2 separate regions of the Homo sapiens genome follow, and region 2 is linked to region 1. The links are chromatin contacts, found by Hi-C or POLR2A ChIA-PET in ENCODE. All regions are on one chromosome and are shown on one strand. The core of a region is the stretch at or near the end of the contact, and the rest is flanking DNA. Distances in the headings are between cores, read along the strand shown. Region 1 overlaps AMOTL1 (angiomotin like 1). Region 2 overlaps ENDOD1 (endonuclease domain containing 1).

Region 1 (6,618 bases), core at 3,884-6,383:
TTTTCTGTTTAACAGTATTTTAGATGTGACTGAAATAGCCATATTCTCATACCCAGTCATTCAGGTTTGCACATATAAAATATAGGACACTAAAACTACTGACTTTAAATCTGAATTTATTGAAAAGTAATAAATTATAGGAAGTATTCTTCACATTACTAAAGGAATTATTGCAGGTTGGTTGGTTAGTTCTAGAAAGAGTTTAATCTCCTTTACTTATCCATTATTTTTTGGATTTATTAAATCCAACACATTTTGTACTTAAAATGTGATTTATTTACAAAATTTCAGTTTACCACAACTTTTCAGGAGTGTATATGTTTGTTGTGTAAGAGCTTATATTGGCAGAGAAGTGCAAACTTCCCAAACCTGACTGCATTCAAATTGTCTGTAAAAGATGGTCCAAAAACATCATTTCTGGTCTATACTTGTGGTGAAGCCAGTGTTGCAGGTCTGATGTGGGGACTTGGAAGTGAGGTTTTTAACAAGCTCCATGAGTGTTTCTGACACACTGTAAGTTTGGGATTCATTGTTAAAGTGGCAACACAGCCATGAAAATAATGTGCAAAAAAAAAAAAAGAAAAGAAAAGAAAATAATATGCAGCCAGATGGAAGTGATGAGGAAGGGTGGTTTCATCAATTGTCTTGGTGTTCTGGTGTTTGGCAGGGAGTGCCCTGTTATTCCCTGAAGCTTTTATAAAAAATAACACAAAGAGAATGGTTCTGGATCCTTCTCTGCCTCATACATGGAGAGAAATAAACTTTCCCAGGACCTTTCCCCTTTATCCACAAGTTAAGAATATTTCATTACAACTCTCCTAATTTTAATCTAAGAAATTTGGTGGGAAAAAAAAGACTTACAATTAGTTTGCATTTATTGAGGGGTCTTTGGAGGGCAGAATGGTGTAGTCAAAAGAGCTTTTCTGTTGGAGGAGCAGTGTTGCTGGCTGGTTTTGTAACTCTGGGCATTATGTAACCTCTGTGAGCTCAGTATCACTATCAACAAAATGGGAGTGAGTGGTGATAAATAATATGATTTTTATAACATCCTGGCACTAATAAGCACTCAATAAATGGTAGCTCCTGCTCTTATTGGTTATACTCTTTATTACTTAAGGGATGTTTAGTTTCTTGGAGATATTGGTTGTTTAAATTATGTAATTCATTCATGAACGCATATTGATTTAGGAGCTGGGTGAGTGTGATTAGAAGCAATGTGCTTGCCTCTTGAGAGAGTCCCAGTCCCTGTGGGATGCCGCTGCCTGACAGATATCCCAGTGTCACTCATCTGCAACAATACACACTAATAGGGTCCGGAAAGCTGGAGGAATCCGTGGCAGACAGGAAGTATCTGAACTGCTCCTTTCTCTTAGTGGGAGTGAGAGAGGGAGCTTTGCAGAGCATAATTATACAGACATATTGTCATTTCATGTCTGGAGGGTTATTTTAAAGCTTTCTATCCTGTTTGTTTTCCTTTGTTCAAAAAATATTAAGTACTTACTGTCTGCATTGAGTATTACATGCTGGTAATACTTGTTCACTCTCAGTGGGACCACAGTGTGTGCCAGAGCCACCCAAAAGAATACTACTGTGGTCCTGAGATACTTACTTCTATATAGGTATAAACAAACAGGTTATGATGAAAGATTATTTAAATTTCAGTAACTTAATTAAATATAGGGTTTATTTATTAAAACTTATCTGAGGAAAAGAATCTCGAGTTCAGGTACTTTCAGTCTTTTTGTTTTAGATAAGTTAAGCAACAAATATATCAACATAAAATATATATTATAATGTTACTATATACAATTTGAGTCAAGATATTTAAGGACCTTTGGATTTTATGTTAAAGGCTAAATTTTAAAAATTATTTTTGTAGAGAAAGCCTTTTTATTATGGATACTGCCACTGCATTCTCACGGTGACTCTGTGTGAGAGGTGGGACTGGGAATATTCCTTTTTTTATTTACCGCAAGTGAGAAGAGAGGACTCCTGCCTCTGCCCCGGTGCCCAGACCTGCGGAGGAAGCCCAAGCAAGGGCCGCATTTAGGGCACAGTCCTGTGGGCTCAGGACCTGCCTGTGGGGGCTGAGGAGGAGGGGAGCACGCCTTTCTCTGAAGTGTGAGTTTGTGCTCAAGCTACAGAATCCCTGTGTGGTTGTTACTTCTTTTTTCTTTTTTCTTTTTTTCTTTTTTATTATTATTATTACACTTTAAGTTTTAAGATGTTACTTCTAACATTATGTACAAAGCCTTTGTGCAATTGGATCACAGCACACTTGTAATTAACCTGTTTCAGCACTAGGTGGCTTTCTCTTTTTCCCCGCAACAGCTTTTACCTTCGTTTCCTGAGTAGTTTGAAGGGCCTTAAAAAAGGCAAACTTAACTTTGAGCTAAGCTCTGTAGTAAGAACATGCTTATAACTAGTTATTTTAAAATGTATCTGAATATATCTATTAAGCTAATGTATTTGTTGAGTCCACATGATGTGTCAGAAACTCTTCGGTACTAGGAACATATGCAGACGATTCATTGGTAAAATAAATATGTGTTGAGTACTTGCTGTGATCTTATTTCTGCTAGTAACTGGAGATACAAAGGTGAATAAGACACAGTCTCTGTTGTTATAAACTTATGAGTTAAGGGGGGAGGGGTGGGAAAGAAACTAAATACACAGGCAATTTAATACATTATGATATCAGTATGCATAGAATGCTTGGGGAGCACTGAGTAGCATATAGAAATTGGGGGGAGGAGGGAAAGATGACTCCCTGGAGGAAGTGGCACTAGAATAGAGCTTCAAAAGACTTTCTCATAATTAGTATATATTTTAGCATTTAGTATGTGCCAAAGTAAAAGTTTCATAGATTTGTAAGGGTAGACAGGCCCTCTAGATGAAGAAGACATCGGGGAACTACAAGTCTTTTTCACAGGTATTTGCACAAGGTTGGTGCCAAGGATAGGTAGGGCAATGTACATGAGTTACTATAATTCCAGGCAGATAGTGCTAAGTCATGTAGTACTTAAGATACAAAACAAACACTTTGGGAGGCCGAGACGGGCGGATCACGAGGTCAGGAGATCGAGACCATCCTGGCTAACACGGTGAAACCCCGTCTTTACTAAAAATACAAAAATTAGCCGGGCATGGTGGCGCGCGCCTGTAGTCCCAGCTACACGGGAGGCTGAGGCAGGAGAATGGCGTGAACCCGGGAGGCGGAGCTTGCAGTGAGTCGAGATCGCGCCACTGCACTCCAGCCTGGGCGACAGAGCGAAACTCCGTCTCAAAAAAAAAAAAAAAAAAAAAAAAAAAAAAAAAAAAAAAAGATACAAAACAAAATGCTGTACTAGAATGAGAATCAGAACAATTGCTTAAAAAAATAAGTCTATCAGAGATTCTTGATTGTAAGAAGCACAAAGTGACGTTGGGTAACTTAAGCAAAAGAGAAATTTATTGGAAATATATCGGGCAGCTCACAAATTAATTGGAAGGCTCAGAAAATGGGCAGGAATCTAGGCAGATAGCCACTGGGAACCCAGCCAGAGATACGCTACTTGTCTTGTTAGGGTGAGGTCACCATAGAGACTGCTGCTGCTCCTGGACTCCAGGGGATAGTGCTATCGCAGGTAGTTTATCAACACCTTTTTGTCCTTGCATCATTTCCTCAAGATTCAGTGCACATCCAGTTGACTGAGCCTAGGTCGTTCTAACTGCTGGAACAGGGTTGGCTTCTGTAATGGAAGGTAGATAGAACCTGCCCCTAGACTTAGACAGTGAGTTCAGTGTTCCCTAACATTGAAAGGATTTACTTAGGTGACTATCAGGAAGGGAACATGGTAGGTAATAGTTGGAAGTTGAACTACCTAATCTCTAATTTATTTTCCAGCTCTAACATGTTAGGAAAATAATGTACTCATGCTTTTAACCCCCTTCTCCTTACCCATAACTAAGCTACGCTGAACTCTCTATTCCTTAAAGAGACAACACTTTCATAACCCAGTCCTATGCTTTTGTTTTTCCCATGTTGGGCCGATCTTCCCTCACTACCACCTTCTCCACACCCCACAGTGGATTAACATCCTCCTCATTTTCCCTCCGGTTCAATTTCAGCCCACATATCTCTTTCTCCTTGTCACTGAAGCTCTATGTCCCTTCCGTCAGTCAACAGGTAGTAATGATTACTCATGGAACTCCAAAGCAGTATGTTCCTTTAACATACTTTGCAATAAAAATGGGTAGTTGTGTGCACGTTGGTCTCTGGAACCAAATCGTAAAATCCTAAGGGCCAAGGACAGTCTTACTCATTTCTTGCTATTTATAGCTCCACTCACAGTGATCTCTTGGACTCAATTGTTACTTTAAAGGTTAAGCATGTGCTCTGCATTTTGGTTTATATTGATAATATCTCAAAGATTTTTAAGTAAGCATTACAAAGTTAAACTTCAGACAAGTTTGAAGTTATTCAACACACATTCCACTTTCAGAGAGAGTCTAAGTTAAATAGGTGTCGGGGTCTTGATTTCACTTGTTTTCTGGAACATATGGATTGGTCCAGGGTTTAGAATTCAAGTTTGATGCCCATTCAAAAGACCTGCCATGTAGGGGTTGGGAATCTTGTAAACCCCACCCCTCAACCCCCAACTCCAAACCTCGGGTTTCAGGTAATGGTTGCTTGGGGGAAAAGAGAGTGAGAAAGCATATTCCAGGGAGTGCTTTTAGTTTAGTGGTGGAGCTTACTGTTTCCTTTTTATTTATTTCTGTATTTTTATTTTTTGAGACAGAGTCTAGCTCTGTCACCCAGGCTGGAGTGCAGTGGCGCAGTCTTGGCTCACTGCAACCTTTGCCTCCTGGGTTCAAGTGATTCTCCTGCCTCAGCCTCCCGAGTAGCTGAGACTACAGGTGCCCGCCACCATGCCTGGCTAATTTTTGTATTTTTAGTAGAGACAGGGTTTCACCATGTTGGCCAGGCTGGTCTCGAACTCCTGACCTCAAGTAATCCACCCTCCTCGGCCTCCCGAAGTGCTGGGATTACAGGCTTGAGCCACCGTGCCCGGCACTGTTTCCTTTTTAAAAACATGTGTTGCATGCAGGTGTTTGGAGGAGGCACTGCTGCCTGTCAGTGCTGCCCTTAAGATTGTGAATCAGCTAATCCAGATGAGCTGGCTTGGTTTCACATGAGGACTCCTAAACAGGCTGGCCCTTATTTTTCAGGTACTGGTCATAGGTTCTCCAGCCCTTTTGAAAACATTGTTTCCAGGGTATCCTTCTCCTTGAGCGGAGTATTCGGCTCCCTAGAAAAACCTCGAGTTCTGCCGGAATCAGAAGGCTTGATGGCTTACATTTAACTTTGAGGCTGCTGGCACACTCAGCAAATTCCTTAGCTCTTTGAAAGGTAAGATAGAAGCCACAGAATTGTTTGTTGCTGTGGTTAAAATCTCTGTTATAAAGTTATAGGAGGTTATTGTAATCTAGACAGTGAAATTGTTTTTAAATCATTAGGAGGTTTTGGATTACATGTAGCTGGCAGAAAGCTTTGCCCGTTGGTGACATAACACCTGGGAGTTGTTCTGCAGTTAGTGGTCTCTTTGAGGAATGGGTCGCTGGCCTGTAGAGTTGAAAGCACTAGTATTTGCTGCATAGGGGAGAGTAAGGGCCCCCTCATCTTACGGAGCTGAAAGGTACAAGGAATTATCTGGAATTCTCATAGAGACTGGCTTTGGAGGGATCTTTGTCTTTTCTTTAACTCTTACTTGGTACTGAGAACATTCCAGAGAATACCGCCATGTTCTTGCCATCAGTCAGCACGTAGTAAGAAGCATATGTCTTACATGCTACATGCTTGCAGAAATTAGCAAGTACACAGTACACTGCCTGTCTTCAAAGGGTAATGACTTCACCAGGGCCATAACACCAGCCTATTAAATGACTACTGCAAAATACTAGGCAGGTGAAATTTAAGTACCACAAGTTTTGTGTGCCTCAGATCATAAGTGTGGTGACAGTTGAGGGAAGGGAGATCAGTCAGGGCATGGGGGATGGTGTTGAGAGGCGTTCTAGAGGCGGTAAACTGAAGAGGTACATTTACTAGGATGAACTTTAGAGTAGTTAGGGGTGCATGTGAAGCCAGAAGGTGGCACTTGGAGAATGAGGATGACATGTTCACAGGATGCTGGGATGCTGAGGGGACCAGCAGGACTATGCACAGCTAAAGGGGGCCCTGTTTAGAGACAGCCTTGAAAACCACAAAAATTCCACCCTGAAGTTATAGTCCAAATCATTATGTGTAAGGGAGTGGCATGCCGGCAGTGGAATTTAAGGACAAGGGACTTCCTAGTTGTGTGTATTGTATGATAGCGGAATGACAGTTTCACGTCCTCCAGGGTTTAAACCTCATGGAGACTTTGAGCCTGTTGTATTAATGGCCTGTGGACAGATTCAGGAACTGACCCTTGGGAATTAGTAGTTCCAGTGGCAGGTGAATCAGAGGAGTGGCTCACCACGGTTTCTGTTGCTCCTCTTGCCTCCCCCAGACAACTCACTTCATTCACCTTAATTCATTTTTTTTCCCTTCAACAATGAAGCCGTTGTTATTGCCACTCTTGAGTAGGGAAAATAGTC
Region 2 (6,473 bases), core at 3,529-6,028, 350 kb after region 1:
TCTGCTGTTTACCTCCAGTTATATGTGCAAACTCCCAAGCCACTAATAACTTCAGTTATGCACTCTAACACAGACGACCACCTGAAATGCACTGGTATTTATTTCTGATAATTAAAAATTACAGGGGAGGGAAGAACTAGAAAAAGAACAACTTTAGACCAAAGGTGTCTGAGAAAAGGAGAAAGGGAGCTTGTTCTTCCCATTGCTCTTTGTGATTTAAGGCAAAACAGATTAAAAAAAAAATCTGCAGCCAATTTCTTGGCATTTGCTTCTCTTTCTCCTCAACTCGACTGACCTTGGTGGAATGCAGATAATGCCTCTTTGTTGAAATAACTTTGTGGGAATGTACAATTTTCTATATCTCTTAGCTTTCCGTGGTTCTCAAGGATATGTACAGTTTTCATTTTCCTCCAAAGTTGAATTTTGCTACATTTTTCTTTTAGGTAATGATAAGCATTTTTTAAAAAATCATTTTTAGGTAATGGTAAGCATTTTATGCCAAATGTGGCATAACAGAGTTTGAATTGAAGGGCAAAGTTTTCTTTTCTTTTTTTTTTGGGCCCCTTGAATGGTATAATACAGTCCTCTCCGGTGGAAAGAAGAGAAGAGAAGGTGGACAGCCCTGCTCTTAGTAGGTGCTGCAGATCCAAGGACATCTTTTGTCCAGCTTGGATTAACTTGACGTGTATCCCTGCCTGACAAGGTTGAACTGAAAGATCTATATGTTAAGCTAACATGAAAATTCATATTCTGCAACATAGTAGATTTTTCTAATGCATGAAATAAGTACCCAGCACAGTAAAAATACTCTGACTTATGTCCCTAAATGGTTGTTTTGATACAACTATATAGAAAAGAGCCACAAAATAAAGATAAAAGTTATTGTGGCCATCTCTGAAAAAAATATATAAAATATTTAAGAATAATTATATCTTAGGAAATTATTTTTACAGTGTGTTTGAGGCTACAAACATAACTCCCCCATTAATACAAATTAAATGTGAGAGCTCATTCTCAAAATTTTTTTGATCAAGCACTTGTCATTTTAAATCTTGCACTAAAAAATGGTAACAAGAGGGACCAAACTTTGCTTCCCACAATTGGGATGGAATCACCTGGATTTTTCTGAATGTTTTAAAGAATTGCTGAGAGGTAGAAACAGCCAAGTATGAAATACTGATCTTGGGGCTACCGCCCAGGATCAATCAGAAAGTTATATGCAAAAATTCGGGGTCCCAACAAGGAGAGAACAATATGTCAACCATTTGCATGGGGTCGATGGATGAGAAACATGAGCGTAGCAAGAGTTACATTTTGCAGAAAAATAGCGGAGGCACACCCAGAGTAGAACAGCAGCCAGCAAGCTGCCATCCTGATCAATTTGTGATGCAAGGTTAGGGAGTATGAGCACCGCATGGGTCCATGCTAGGGAGATGTGCACCAGGCTTAGCTAAGAAACTTAAAGCAGTATTTTACCAACTCTTGTCTTAGGGAGCATAAAGTTTGGATGTCCCTTTATTTCAGCAGTGTGAAGGTAAATGGAAGGGTGAGGGTTTGACTTGGTACTGATTGGTCAAGAATCCTGCTGGATAAAGAAAAGGAATTTTAGAAGTGACCAGAGGGACAGTCCAGCCAAACTATTATTTGATAAGGAACCCAAGGCCCTGGGAGGCAACAGGCTAGCCCTTAGTTTCATGGCTAGCTGAGAGCAGATTAGGAGCCAACGTTGTTTGCACATGTCCCATCACACCTGAGATGTCAGACATGGGAAGTTCGTGCTATTATTCAGTTGCCTCTCTGGACCATGGCAAGATTTCCTCATTCATCAAACAGACTCCAGGCCCTGACAAAGCAGTTGGATTTGGCATGTGTGATGAAAACAATTAGCCATCCATGTACAACATTATGCTTACTGCATCCCATGGAAACTTAATTCCCTCCTAGCACATATTTGCATACTGAAAGGTCCGAAAAGGGCATCCACGGCAGCTTGAGCCCCTTAGCACCATGTAAGGAGCACAGCATCCAAACGGCTTCTTGAGAACCATTGGGGAATGTCTTTCTTTTTCACATCCAATTGTTTAGTGTCTATTTATTCTTGGGTGGCCAGTTTTGAAACCTAAAAAGGGACAATAAAGCAAAAAGTATCAGTAAGGATAGGTGGCTGAGACCCACTGCCCTGAGCTACTAGTGTGGCTGTGCCTGTGGGTCTCTAGAACCATCTGCATTGGACGTGAAGCCACAGCAGGTGGCTGGACTGCTGGCCTGTTCCTAATGAGCTACGCTGGGCTTTGAGGTAGAGGTTGGGGTTTATGAACCCCAACTCTGGCTTAAAGATCTTGCTGTGGCTCTGTTATGTTCTGAGGCCTTGGGATTAGCCTCTTCCTCATTATGGAGCTGATTTTCTAGTCTGTGGATCAGCTATGCCTTTGGACACTTCTCTTTTCCATTGTGCCTTTTGAATGTTGTCTTCTCACTCAGCATCAGCACTTCGATCTAAATGCAGACTAGGTAGTTGGGAGGAGGAACCAAAGTGAACCATCCTTCATTTATTCAGTCATTCGTTCATCTGTCAAACACGTATTTGGACATCAAGGTTGCAGAGATGAACAATGCATGGATTTCATCTTTGAGGAGTTCAAAACCTAGTGGAGAGAACACATGGTACAATCGTAACACATGAAGGACAAGTAAGTGCTGCAGTAAAGGTACTAATAACATGTTCCTTGGAACAGAGGAAGAAAAACCACGAAACCATGGAAATTAGGGAAGCCTTTACAGAGGGTGTGACAAAACTCAATTTGACATTTTCAAGCTATGTACAATGATGTGCACCTTGCAGATGCTCAATAAAGTAATTACTGACAACTCGTTAGCAGTTCTGTAAAATATCTAAAAGGGGAGAATCCTAATAGTTGAAATGAGGCTTGGGGACTGTGAATTGTTGCCATTTTCTTCTTGATCCGCATTAATTCAAGCAGCTTCCAGTGACTGGCTTTTGTTCATTTCTTTAAAAGTTTGCATCATACATGAAAAAACAGAGAGGTCTGGATCAGTGAAACAGGACTTAGAACTATTTTTTAATGTTATTGCTCTGCAAAGTATTTGGGACAATAAGTGTTTTTGATATCTTGCATAATTAAGCACCAAAGACTTACTGCTTCACTGAATCTGAATCACATAGAAAATTATAGAAATACTTTTATTAGTTTGTTTATTCATTAGGAAGCTCCCACAGTGAGAGAAATTACAAGCAGTCTCTGACGGGGGCTGGTCCTCTCTGTGGCCTTTAGTAGGGTGATCCTCTTGGGTGGAGGTGGCAGTAATTCTTGGCTGCCTTCCCAGTGTGGGCAGCATCTTGCCTAAGCTCACCACAGAATACGTGTTTGTCCAAATGTTACACTACAAGCCATATAGTGTGGACTGCTTGCTTTTCATTAATGGGTTCTCAGTCTTCCCATTGTCTCTCTTTGTAGGTATTTTCCCCCAGGTCATGGATTGATGTCTAACTCCAAATCAATTTTTAAGCTTAAATTTCAACAAAGAAAGTGCTTATAACCACTTGTCATCCTCAATTATCCATTGTGAGGAGGTGGATGTAAGATGACTTCTGGAGGCCAGTACTTCCTAATGATTAAGAGCCCACGCTCTAGAGTCAAAATGATGTAGGCACAAATCCTGGCTTCCCCACTTATTGTGTGATCTTCAGCAAGTTACTCACCTCGGCTTTCTCATCTATACAATTATGAGTACCTATCTCAAAGGGTTGCTATGAGCATTAAATGAGTTAATGAACATAAAGCATTCATCACTTACCATGCTTGGCACATGGTAAGTGCTCAGCAAATGTTAATTGTTGCTAGATCTATTGTGGGCAATGATATTTACACTTCTTGGACAAAATTGGTTTGATGGTGCCTTAGAGGTTAGGATGTTTCTAGATCAACGCTGGAAGAACCAGGATCAAAGTGTGGTCTGGGAGTCAAAGTCATGAATGAAAATGAAGCAAGCCAGAACCTCATCAGTGGTGTCCATGAATCTGAAGGTACAGATGAGGGTTGGACCTGGAGTCTCAAAAGAGAAGGGTCAGAAAACTGAAACTCAACATGTGTCCAGCACTATTCAGTTTTATCTCATAATCAAGCCTCCAAAATCCAAACACATTGTCAGCATCTGCTTTGAAGGTAAGCATTGCAGGTAGGATGAGGCAACCCAAAGATGGCATTGAGAAAGAGGCAGAGCCTCTTGGACACTGTGCCTGGTGAGTGTGGGTTGGTGGGGGAAAGGCAGGTGATCATTCTGATACAGGGCCTTGGGGTTAACTAGTTTTAGTTGTCCTGTGACACTTTTGGGAAAGTCTTCAAACCTTTGTGAGATTTAATTCCTTATCAATAAAATGTGGGTAATAAAAATATCACCCCATAGGGTTTTTTGTAAAGATCAAGTGAAACTAGCTTTGTAAACTATCAACTATCATAAAAATATAAAGATTCATAATTATAAGTTTCCAAGGTTGGTCCTATTTCTTTAAAAATTGGTGCATACTTCCATTTTTTTAAAGGTGAGTAGATGTGAATGAAAATTAAAGTGCTTATTCAGAAAGCATAAATGGCTTAGCCAGAAATTGGGTTTGACAGTAAATGTTGAACATTATGCCTTGGGAACTTAAGATTCTCAGAATGCTGCCTCATCCAGCCTTGAGTCCTACTTTCTTAAAACCCAATCAATCCCGTTTTCAGTAGATTCCTCCACACACCTCATGTCCATTTGCTGTCTGGCTCGGCTGAATCATTGAAATGAGTAATAGGCACTGAAATGAAAGACACCATATGAATCTTGTAAAACCTGAAAAGAAACAAGTGCGAGACAGTGAACAGTCCTGGTGAGTCTGAGAACTGGCAGAAGCTGCCTAGACCGCCCCTGGCAGCCTGCACACTCAAGGCCAGCCCAGGCCTGCCACTGACATCTGTCCCTGAGAACATCAGACAGCAGCTTCTGGGCTTTGTTTAGGCTGCACCAAGTGTGTGTTTCTCCAGCATTCTTGCTGATTTGGCATATCCAGATGTATTCTGTTTACTGCGTCTGGAAGGAAACTTCCAGGGGAATAGAAGTCTCAAGTGAGGAAGTGGCAGGCTTATGTAAAGGGGAGAGTGCACCTGGAACACAGGAGCCCTGAGTTTCCCTCCTCTGAGTTACTGTACATTTTCTGGTTGTAATCACTGGTATATTTGCAAAACAAGAGAGGGACCATCTCTAGGGTCTTCTCAAATTGCAGGCAATAAATCCTTGCTTTTCAACAAGTACTTTCATATATTTGGGTCACAGAGATTCTGATTGCATTCTCTCAACTTATCTCTCCTATCTGAAGGTTACCAAAAGTCAGAGAAATTCCCTGCGATGTTATCAGGAAGGACAGGGAATGATACATCCTGAAAACATCGTTATTTTTATTATTATCATCAGCATTTCTTCTCCCCAGACTTAGAGAATTAATTAGCAGGGTTGCCATTAGGTGGTGGCCAACCTAAGAGTAAGAAATGTTAGTAATGCCCCTGGCTTCTATTTAACTCCCTCAGTAGCCTGAAGGGTTGCCAGAAATCTCACCACTTGGCACGCTTCCTGTAGACTAGGAAAATACAAATAATCTGAAAGAAGTTAACACATTGTGTCAATGCTAGCAACTTAGGGTAAATGATTTTATGAAATCCTTCCTACTAGCTGGGAACAATTCTACATGCAAGTAATTTTTTTTTTGAGACGGAGTCTCGCTCTGTCGCCCAAGCTCCGCCTCCCAGGTTCACGCCATTCTCCTGCCTCAGCCTCCCGAGTAGCTGGGACTACAGGCACCGGCAACCACGCCCGGCTAATTTTTTGTATTTTTAGTAGAGATGGGGTTTCACCGTGTTAGCCAGGATGGTCTTGATCTCCTGACCTCGTGATCCGCCCGCCTCGGCCTCCCACAGTGCTGGGATTACAGGTGTGAGCCACCGTGCCCGACCACAAGTAATTGTTTTGATTGGTAAGAGGTATGGTGGGAATACCATATTGAGAGTCAGGAGGTGCCTGTCTTAGACCAGCATCCTGTGGAACTGGAGCCTTACCCCAAGTGAGCCCTTTATTGTAAGGGCTGGAGACAAAGTGAAAGACCCTGTAAGATCTTAGAAATCAGGCCACAGAATTTTTCTCTAAATGTCTAATATTAGATCAGTCCATAATGGATCAAAGTAGAAATGCACACCTGAAAGAAATAACAAGCGTGTTGGGCCTATTGCACTCATAACCAGTGGTATGCTGGTAAATGTTGAACCACCAGCTTTCTGTGTTTGCGGGGAGAGCACCCTGATTTGTAATGTTTGCCAATTTCTGTGGTGTCAATATTTCCATCACAGCTGATGTCAAGCTGCCAATGTGACATCACTGAAAGCAGCATTGGGAAGAGATGTACACAGCCTGGGCTCCTGAGCTAGTGCAAG

Evidence for each region. Hi-C counts contacts between places; a loop is a spot of excess contacts on that map. ChIA-PET counts read pairs that join two places held with the same protein, here RNA polymerase II (POLR2A). Pooled maps may share reads with other maps.
Region 2: a loop to region 1 is called in a map of B cell, with 16 times the contacts of the local background. The contact joins two enhancer-like sites. A Hi-C loop is called at or near these places in 4 of 168 maps with a recorded cell type or tissue (B cell, CD4-positive, alpha-beta T cell, OCI-LY7 and 1 more), 9 of 37 single-sample maps with no recorded cell type and 9 of 50 pooled maps. POLR2A ChIA-PET finds 5 or more read pairs at or near these places in 1 of 52 experiments (naive thymus-derived CD8-positive, alpha-beta T cell).

The regions. Positions count from the first base shown.
Region 1 is chr11:94,784,403-94,791,020 of GRCh38, forward strand. The region is part of intron 1 of AMOTL1 (angiomotin like 1); the gene reads left to right. Among named protein-coding and RNA genes, the nearest start is that of AMOTL1, 19 kb to the left of the region's middle. RefSeq lists enhancers at 4,454-4,954, 4,955-5,455. Within about 2 kb of position 5,134, at least 5 of the 41 ENCODE cell types and tissues checked have a DNase peak (open chromatin) inside an H3K27ac peak, as active enhancers do.
Region 2 is chr11:95,129,778-95,136,250 of GRCh38, forward strand. ENDOD1 (endonuclease domain containing 1) reads left to right here. Exons shown (of 2, transcript NM_015036.3): 2 at 1-2,868. Among named protein-coding and RNA genes, the nearest start is that of LNCRNA-IUR, 18 kb to the right of the region's middle. Within about 2 kb of position 4,779, at least 8 of the 41 ENCODE cell types and tissues checked have a DNase peak (open chromatin) inside an H3K27ac peak, as active enhancers do.